Linked DNA regions of Homo sapiens: region 1 is linked to region 2. A link is a contact called in ENCODE Hi-C or POLR2A ChIA-PET data. All regions are on one chromosome and are shown on one strand. Each heading gives the region's core, a stretch centred on a gene start or an enhancer-like site at or near the end of the contact. The rest is flanking DNA. Distances are from core to core; before and after follow the strand shown. Region 1 overlaps MIR3681HG (MIR3681 host gene). Region 2 overlaps LPIN1 (lipin 1).

Region 1 (4,027 bases), core at 163-2,662, 500 kb before region 2:
GCTCCCGAACAGCAGAGCCATTCTTCCCTTTCTTCAGAGGCCTTCATTTTATAGAAAATTGGGCTTGATGGCTTTGATTGAATGCAGTAGAAAAGAGCACATCACACAATGCATGAAGAAGGTACATTGGGTTAAACACCAGGTACTTGAACTAGGAGAAAGAAAGCTGTCTTTCCATATTTTAATATTTACCTACAGCTGAAAACAGTGGTATGGCATCTAACAAGCTTGAGATCTGGTTCTAGCCTTTCTCGGCATTCCCTCTGCTGTCCTCCCATCCACTTTCCTACAAATGGGAGAGAGCTTCATTCGGGAAAACAACATGTCCTTGCACATGACTTTCTCTTTGCCTGGAAGGGTCATCCCTGTGTTTTCTATCTGAAAAACTTCATTCTTCTATCAAAACCTACTTAGAATCCCATCTCTTCAATAGAGTCTTCTGATTTTCTACCACTGTCCTCTGTGCTAACTCCATACTTTGTGGTTATCTTTAAATATCGTCTTTGTCTCCCGAAAGGATAAGTTTGGCTCTTTGTACTGGGCTGTTATTTCCTAAAGTTGCTGTGGGTAATAGCCATGTGAGAAAAATGTGTGTGTGTGTTTAGGGGAGAGTATTACTCATTAAAAATTTGAGAAAGCTGTTAAGCTAGTTGCTTTTCTGAAAGACAGAGCTTTTCAGTGTGGAGATACATTGAATCTTCATGGAGATTACATTGTGTATATCCATGAAGAATGAGAGGGAATTCAACGTTTTCTAAAACTTTTGCACATGGCATAGTTTTGATGGTTCATCCCCAAGGATGAATGTTCTGTAACATATTCAGAGGAATTTTGCACTGTTTCATAAGTCCTCTGAGGGAAAATAGTGAGTCCAATATATTTCTATCTTCCCAGGACCTAGCATTGAGCCTGATGCTGAATAAATAACTCAGTCAATGTATATGTATTGAGTGGAATAAACAGAATCACATTAGATTACTCACTCTCCAACCCAAGGCTGAGCAGAGAATCTGGAAGTGGGTAGCAGAGCAAGGCGAGCTCTTCCCTCTTTCCAAGAATTGACTAATTCTCATCAGGAACAGGCAAGATGCTCAAGCGGCCACTCTCTGCTGCAGCCCCCACACTTCTGACTCACAGCAAGCTCCCAGTGCCTCCCTCAGGAGAAAAAAATGTGAAATGTTTTGGCTGGAACTCAATGGCCAAGAATCTCACCACCTGCCATACTTTTTTAGGGAGTGCTATTAATTTGACAATAGTCCTTGTTTTTTTGTTCTCGCACAGACTGTCTGGGTTGCGGAGAAGCTGGCCTGGCAGAAGGAAGTGGGGCTTTTGCAAATAGTTTCCAGCATGGATCCTGTTCTCAGCCTGGCAGCTCCCACACACTGTCTCTCAAAGTAACCCGAAGCAGATATGCTAAGAGACTCCAGCGTTTTCAAATTGTTCTCTTGGCTCACAGGATGAGCTGGAAGCCCTTGAACATATCACCAGGGTTGAGATTGGCAGACATCCCCTCAGAAGATGCTGAGTTCTCTGTTTCACTTGGCCGGGTCACTAGGGGTACTGGCTGAAGTGGAAGCTGCTAGGCAAAAACAGTCCAATGGCCCTGGGTTTTGGCAAAGTCTCTAGAAGGATTTCTTAAATGTTCTGGTTTTAGCAGAGGCCAAATTATCTTTCTGAAGTATGTGCTCCCTTAATATCAAAACTTTCACATTTCATGGGAAATTCAAACCATATGTTTCCGTGCTATTTACCTTTAATGTACTCAAATGCCATCTTGTAAGAGAAGTTTGATTTCAGGAAAAAAATTGAGTCATCAATAAGCCCCCTTTCCTTGAGTCACGAATCAGTATTTTTCTTTTTTCTTTTTTTTTTTTTTTTTTGCAAATTCCCCCAAATCTCCCATGCAAAGAACTCAGGTTGGATCCTAAGTCCTTGGACCAGACATTTCCAGAAGGAACATTTTAAATTCAATTATGTTCTAAACTCTTCATGCTTTCTTTCATCCATATTTACAACCATAAATTGTAGCCACACAGTTACTAGAAGCAAAGAAGCCAAATAGATGTTGAAATGATGACGCTGGCGCTGGAGCGATGTGATTGTAGTCAATGTTTTGTTTTGTTTATTCTTGACTGATAAAGATCATTTCACAGTTTATTTTTAGTCTTGTTCATAGAAATGGCATTGTTCCTTGAGTACAAACGAATTAAATTTGTATTTAGAATTGTCATTTCATTTAAGTGGTACAGAGACTTATGATTTCATGCATTTGGGTAATAAACCAATTTTACCATGGCCCTGCCAGGTGCCAGTCACAGGGGAAGTCACATACATGAGATGTGACCACTGGTGGGAAAACACAAGGTCAAATGGGGAACTGAGTTTCTAATACACAGTCAGAAATGCGCGACCAGTGATTGGGAAAAAGATCAGATGCAGATCCAGATTGATTTACGGAGAGCATGCATGTTTACTGATTGTATAACAATCCAGTGGCTTCTTAAAAGTAAAAACCAGCAGAGATAAGCAGGCCTATCACAAGCTCAGAAAAGACATGTGCAGTGTAGTCACAGCCTTTTAATCAGATGTATAAAGAAACAGCCAAGGTTATGAGCTCTAGAATCAATGCACCTGCATTTGAATCCTAAGTGCAAAATGACAGAATAAGTCAAGAGAAAGGCAGGCCTAGACCCCGGGTTTCCTGACTCTGAAGCCAGTGTTCTTTGACAGTAATAAGCAACATACACCACAATTCCCTCCACCTACTTCATCTCCAGATCTGGACAGTGACCGTTGTACTACATAGTGCTGACTTACTAAGTAAAGTCACCAGTGAAGTTCCTTAGAAACAACAAAGCTTTGAGACATATATTTTTCTAGACATTACCCATTAAACTACAGCAACTAGGTAATCCATTCCATGGTAACATTACCTACAAAAATTGGTTTTTACTCAGTTATCTAGAAAATAAACAACAATAAATCTCCAAGGAGCCTTGGTAGGGAAGCATCTCTGCCTTCTCTTCAGTCTGACTGTGCTTCTCACATTAGGGTGAGGTCAGTCTTGGAATCTGTGGCAGTGAACCTGGTTTTATGCAAATCCAGGCACAAATATGGTACCTCTCCTGGGAGGGTCAATTCTACTGGAAATTTGGAGGGAAACATTATTTTGTATTAGAGACACAGAGACAGCAAAATGCAACATTGCCTGAATTAAAACAAGGCATAGAGCTTACAGTTTTGTTTTAAAACAATAGCTTACATTTATGGAGCCCTTAAATAGAGGAACTTAACATATATTAAGGATTAACATCTATTAACTTAACCTTCAGAGTAACTCAATAAGGAAGATAAAATCGTTGAAGCCAACAAGAATCCAAACTGAGAGAGGCAACAGAAGTTATCCAAGACACGCAGCTCCCAAACGTATAGGGATTCAAATCCAAGACACTCTACCCCAGAACCCATAAATATAACCACTATGTTACATTGCCTCTCACTCTGGTATTTACTGGAAAGACAGTTTTAGCTATGTCACCATAAAGCAAGGGAGTATTCATTCACTCTCTCCTGTTGGCTTTGAGTACACAGTGGAAAATTTTGAGACGCCTTGGATTCTAGCTTCCCCCATGGCTGGTGGCAGTTATATAACATGCACATCAGTAAAACAGCTGAATTGCAAATAGTCTACTAACCTGGAAGGAATGTCTGAATGCCTCCCACACCACAATGGTGCTAATTCAGTTGGGAGAGTTTTGTGGGTTTGCTCTGATTTTATTGAAATAAAGGGTTTGGCTATCATAGTTGGTAACTTGAGTGTGTCTTTTGATCCATGTAGAAATAGCTCATCTAAATGACATTTACATGTTATTCTTAACTGCCTGCGGAATCAGATAATCCTTTCCCCAGAAGGATGTCGGCAGCCTCCATAATTTGTGAAGGAAAAGCATCCGGGAACGAACATGCTGTCAGGCGTGCCTTGAGGCATGATTTCTGGGTTGATGATTCACATACTTTTATAGCTTTG
Region 2 (4,543 bases), core at 1,207-3,706:
AGAAGTCAGTATCATTATCATTTGGCATAAGTGTGCTCAAGTCCACACTGTCAGCACCACCTCGCTGGATGGAAGGAAGCCGGCAGTGTCAAACTCATTCAAAATACTGCCTTAGTAATATTTACTGTCATTTTAATCTAAGGCGTTGCAAAGTTACCATGAGCTAGATAAAGCGCATTCTTAAATGTCTGCCATAGATATATTAAGGCATAAATATTCCAGCCTTGAGCCACAAAAACTGGGGGGAGATATGCCAATGAAATAGACTATCTTTAACCAAAGGAATTAAAGAAAAATTTATCACCTAAAAATGAGACTAGTCAGCAAATACTGTAAGGGGCCCATCCACAAGGCCAAGTCTGAGGCCAGGCCTGGACCCGGTGGCGTCCAGATTTCTATCAGAGACCTCAGATCCAGGTCACATGAGCCTTCACAGCCCTCCCCACTGTGTTCAGAAGGTGGTGGCACTAACATTGCTATAATGGAAATGTGCCCCCTACTTTGCCAAAAACCGTGCACATCTGGCATTCCTCGATTGACCCTGTCCTAGGCGGGGACAGCCCTCAGACAGCCGCCTTCTGCCTAGGTTTCACAGCCCCAAACTGCACGTGAACCAGTAGCTACTTGCTGGAGCAGGCCGGAAAGGCAGCGTCGTAACTGGCATTAAGCCACAACTGAGGAATGCTTTTCACGGTACAAATGCACCCAACTCCTAGCCTAGAAAGTGCTCCCTTCCTATCTTGCTTAGAAATGTCAGCCCCGGGGTGGGGCAGGGGAGAAATGCTTCTCAATTCTCTCTGCTGTCAGGCCAATGATGACGCGCCAGGCTCCCAGGTGGAGCTGTGCACTCCGGGGAGACCTATCCTTTAATGGGTGACAACCAGGCTCTGCACTGCTGGCAAGAGGCTGCTTGGGACATTTTACGCTGAGGCAGAATGAATGTCCTGGTTTTCAAAAGGTGGCAGTGGCTCTCTCCAAAAGGTGAAGTTACTGAAGGTATCCGAACAGGGAAAGTCTGAAGAATGGCTTCTTTTCAGCAACGGGAAAACGTGGTCGACTACTTCACAGAGTCTCACATACCTGGAAGGAAAGGGACATTGTCACTGGCACTGAGCGATACCAGCTATGCACCCAGGGCTGCACGTAGAAGTCAAGAGAGATCTACAACCTCAAGGAGCAGACCGCCTACTTATCGACACGACTCAAGTCATTCTAGAATAATTTGTTATCGATTAATTGAAAATGAGAGATGAAAATGAAGAGTATGCAAACAAGGCATCAGAGAAGGCTCTGGGGAAGAGGTGGGTGGGACCTGACTTCACTTGAAGGACAGGTAAAGGAGATACAGCCAAGCAAAAGACGGCAGGAGGAAGTCACCATGGCCATGGGATAGCGCCTGCTGCAGGGGTCACATATGGGACATCGGGGGAAGAATCACAGACAAGGCACATCTTTGGAGCACCTGACAGAGATTGCTTCATTGCATAGTGAAAAGGAGCTGGGTCCTGGGGTTAAAGAGACATTAATTTGATGTTCAGCTCTGCCATTTACTAGCTGCGTGATCGTGGGCAAATGGCGTAACCTCTCTAAGCCAATTTCCTCCACTGTAAAGGGAGGAAAATAAAAACTATGCCACAGTTTTAAGGATAATTTAAATAAAATAACATATGCAACATTAAAATAATGTATACTGGGTGCTCAAATGTATCTAAATGACAAATTATCAACACGTCTTAGAGAAAAAAGCCCTGGTTGGCATGACGGTCAAGAGACCCGGGCTCTCCTGCTTGCTGTAACCTTGGACAATTGTCTTGCCCTCTTGGAGCCCTTCGTCTTTATAGTCTGTGGAGCTGAATTAGAGCAGGGCTTCCCAATGCTTCCTACAACGTTCTCTTGCTCTCTTTTATTTGCATGCCCAAAAATATGTTGCATGTTAGTTTCTGTGGCTTATACTATGAAAAGAAAGTTGCTATTGCTATATTGAATATGCATGTTCAGACCTCCAGGCACCTCCAAACTGAGATTCTGGCACACCCAGCCCACTGCCAGCCATCCCCAGATTCCTCCTTGACAGTCACTGATCACTGTCTAGTTCCAAATTGCTAAGAACCTAAAGGAACTTCCAAAATCCAGACTCCAGAAGTGTGCATGTTCTGAGGTATAAAATAATGTACTAAATGAAGCCGAGTGTGTATATTTAATAAAGGACCTCCAAAGGACTTATGAGAAACAGTGTGCTTGCACAAAATGGGAAAGTGACGTCTCCTAATACAAAACCAAGAGTTATGTCTTTCCTTGGGATTCAAACAAACAGACAGATTTTTAAAATACCTCCCGGCTTTAAGGCTTATTTGTCTGAGGTTTGTGGCTGCGGCAGCAGGGCCCCTCCCTGCAGGCTTGACTACAAGGCCGCGGTGCACTGGAACCAAACCCACTCTCACACTCCCTGAGCGGCCAGGCCGAGTTCCATCTGCGCGCCTCCCCCAGACCGACCTCCACACACAGTGCTCCTCCCAAGCAGGCAGAGCTTACGCACAGACACTCGCAAACGAAAGGGAAAAAGAACTGAGCTGCTCCCGCTGTGTGGCCCCAGCCTCTGAAGACATTTCAGATGACTGTCCCAGTTCTGAATGACAAGCATCTACTTGGCTCAGAAATAGCTATACCAAGTTCAGCGCCAGAGAAATGTGAGCTTCCTGGGGGAGGAGATTTACTCTCTCACAGGAACAACCCCGCCTCCAGTCCAGGTGTAAAATGTCAACATCCCCTGGCAATGAGTAAAGTCTGCAGAGCTCCACCCTAGGCCAAGCCATGGGCGAGGTGTGCATTTTAACCCTAGAGCCTCAGTCAATGCAATGACCGCAGAGGCCACCTAGCCAAACCCTCTCAGATGCTGGAGTCCCTCTTTCCATGCGTGCATGGCAAGACCTGCCACTTTCCCATTCCTGGACAGCGTCTCATTGGTTCAAAGTTCTTTTTGATCCTGATATGGTTTGGCTGTGTCCCCACCCAAATCTCATCTTGAATTCCCACGTGTTGTGGGAGGGACTCAGTGGAAGTTAACTGAATCATGGAGGCAGGTCTTTCCCATGCTGTCCCTGTGATAAAGTCGCATGAGATCTGATGGTTTTATAAGGGGGAGTTTCCCTGCACGAGCTCTCTTTCTGCCTGCTGCCATCCATGTAAGACATGACTTGATCCTCCTTGCCTCCTTTGACCATGATTGTGAGGTCTCCCCTTTTTTTTTTAATTTTTTTTTTTTTAGATGGAGTCTCACTCTGTCACCCAGGCTGGAGGGCAGTGGCATGATCTTGGCTCACTGCAACCTCCGTCTCCTGGGTTCAAGTGATTCTTCTGCCTTAGCCTTCCAAGTAGTTGGATTACAGGTGCAAGCTGCCATGCCTGGCTAATTTTTTTTTTTTTTTTTTTTTTTTGGCATTTCTAGTAGAGACAGGGTTTCACCATGTTGGTCAGGCTGGTCTTGAACTCCTGACCTCAGGTGATCCACCCACCTCGGCCTCCCAAAGTGCTGGGATTATAGGCATGAGCCATCGTGCCCAGCCTAAATCCTTTCTCCTGTATAAATTACCCAGCCTTGGGTCCATGTCTTTATTAACAGCATGAAAACAGACTATAACACAGATCCTAAATAGAAACCCAGTAGGTCCTCTCCAGCCTGGGGAATGAGAGGGGAGTGGGAACGAGACATTGTCACAGTCAGCCACTTAGAACAGTGGAGGTGGCAGAAACCGCAAGGAAGGGTTAAGAAAGGAATCAAGTTCCTGCTGTTTTTCTGCCAATCAGGAAGCAGCCTGGCACTGCCTCGCCTTCTGCAGGAGGGAACAGGGCCTTGGCTCCAGCCTCCCCTCTCTCTGCACAAACCTTGAGGACTGCTTGGGTACTGGCATGACTGCAGGGTGAGAGGAGTCTTGTGGGGCAGCCCCAGGACTCCTGTTAGCCTAGAACTGCCCTATTGACACTCAGTTAGAATCCAACTAGTTTAAGGACCATCTTGAAAGTAAAAATCTGCCCTAGAGAGAACTTATCTCTCTATCTAAAACCACAGAAGCTACATGGAGAAAACCAATCCTTAGGAATCTCCTAGAACCAAACTCCCCCAGTCTAACTCCTCCAGATAAAGAGGAACCCCTCGGGCTATCTGGGGCCACTAAGGCCAGAGGCTCTTTTGTTTTTTGAGACAGAGTCTAGCTCTGTCGCCCAGGCTGGAGTGCAATGGCACGATCTGGGCTCACAGCAACCTCTGCCTCCCGAGTTCAAGTGATTCTCCTGTCTCAGCCTCCTGAGTAGCTGGGATTACAGGCATGCACCACCACACCTGGCTAATTTTTCTATTTTTAGGAGAGACGGGGTTTCTCCATGTTGGTCAGGCTGGTCTCGAACTCCTGACCTCAGGTGATCCACCCACCTCAGCCTCCCAAAGTGCTGGGATTACAGGCATGAGCCACCGTGCCTGGCCTGCCAGAGGCTCTTTTCCAGGTCTGCACAGACCAGACCAGAAGAGGTGTAGTCTCTGAAATGGACA

Evidence for each region. Hi-C counts contacts between places; a loop is a spot of excess contacts on that map. ChIA-PET counts read pairs that join two places held with the same protein, here RNA polymerase II (POLR2A). Pooled maps may share reads with other maps.
Region 1: a loop to region 2 is called in a map of cardiac septum, with 2.8 times the contacts of the local background. The contact joins two enhancer-like sites. A Hi-C loop is called at or near these places in 13 of 168 maps with a recorded cell type or tissue (A673, B cell, CD8-positive, alpha-beta T cell and 10 more), 14 of 37 single-sample maps with no recorded cell type and 12 of 50 pooled maps. POLR2A ChIA-PET finds 5 or more read pairs at or near these places in 2 of 52 experiments (PC-3 and activated CD4-positive, alpha-beta memory T cell).

Annotation. Positions count from the first base shown.
Region 1 is chr2:12,318,591-12,322,617 of GRCh38, reverse strand. The region is part of intron 4 of MIR3681HG (MIR3681 host gene); the gene reads right to left. Among named protein-coding and RNA genes, the nearest start is that of MIR3681, 120 kb to the right of the region's middle. Within about 2 kb of position 1,412, at least 10 of the 41 ENCODE cell types and tissues checked have a DNase peak (open chromatin) inside an H3K27ac peak, as active enhancers do.
Region 2 is chr2:11,821,169-11,825,711 of GRCh38, reverse strand. It overlaps LPIN1 (lipin 1), which reads right to left. Exons shown (of 21, transcript NM_001349206.2): 21 at 1-1,080. The coding sequence ends at 921. Among named protein-coding and RNA genes, the nearest start is that of MIR4262, 14 kb to the left of the region's middle. Within about 2 kb of position 2,456, at least 7 of the 41 ENCODE cell types and tissues checked have a DNase peak (open chromatin) inside an H3K27ac peak, as active enhancers do.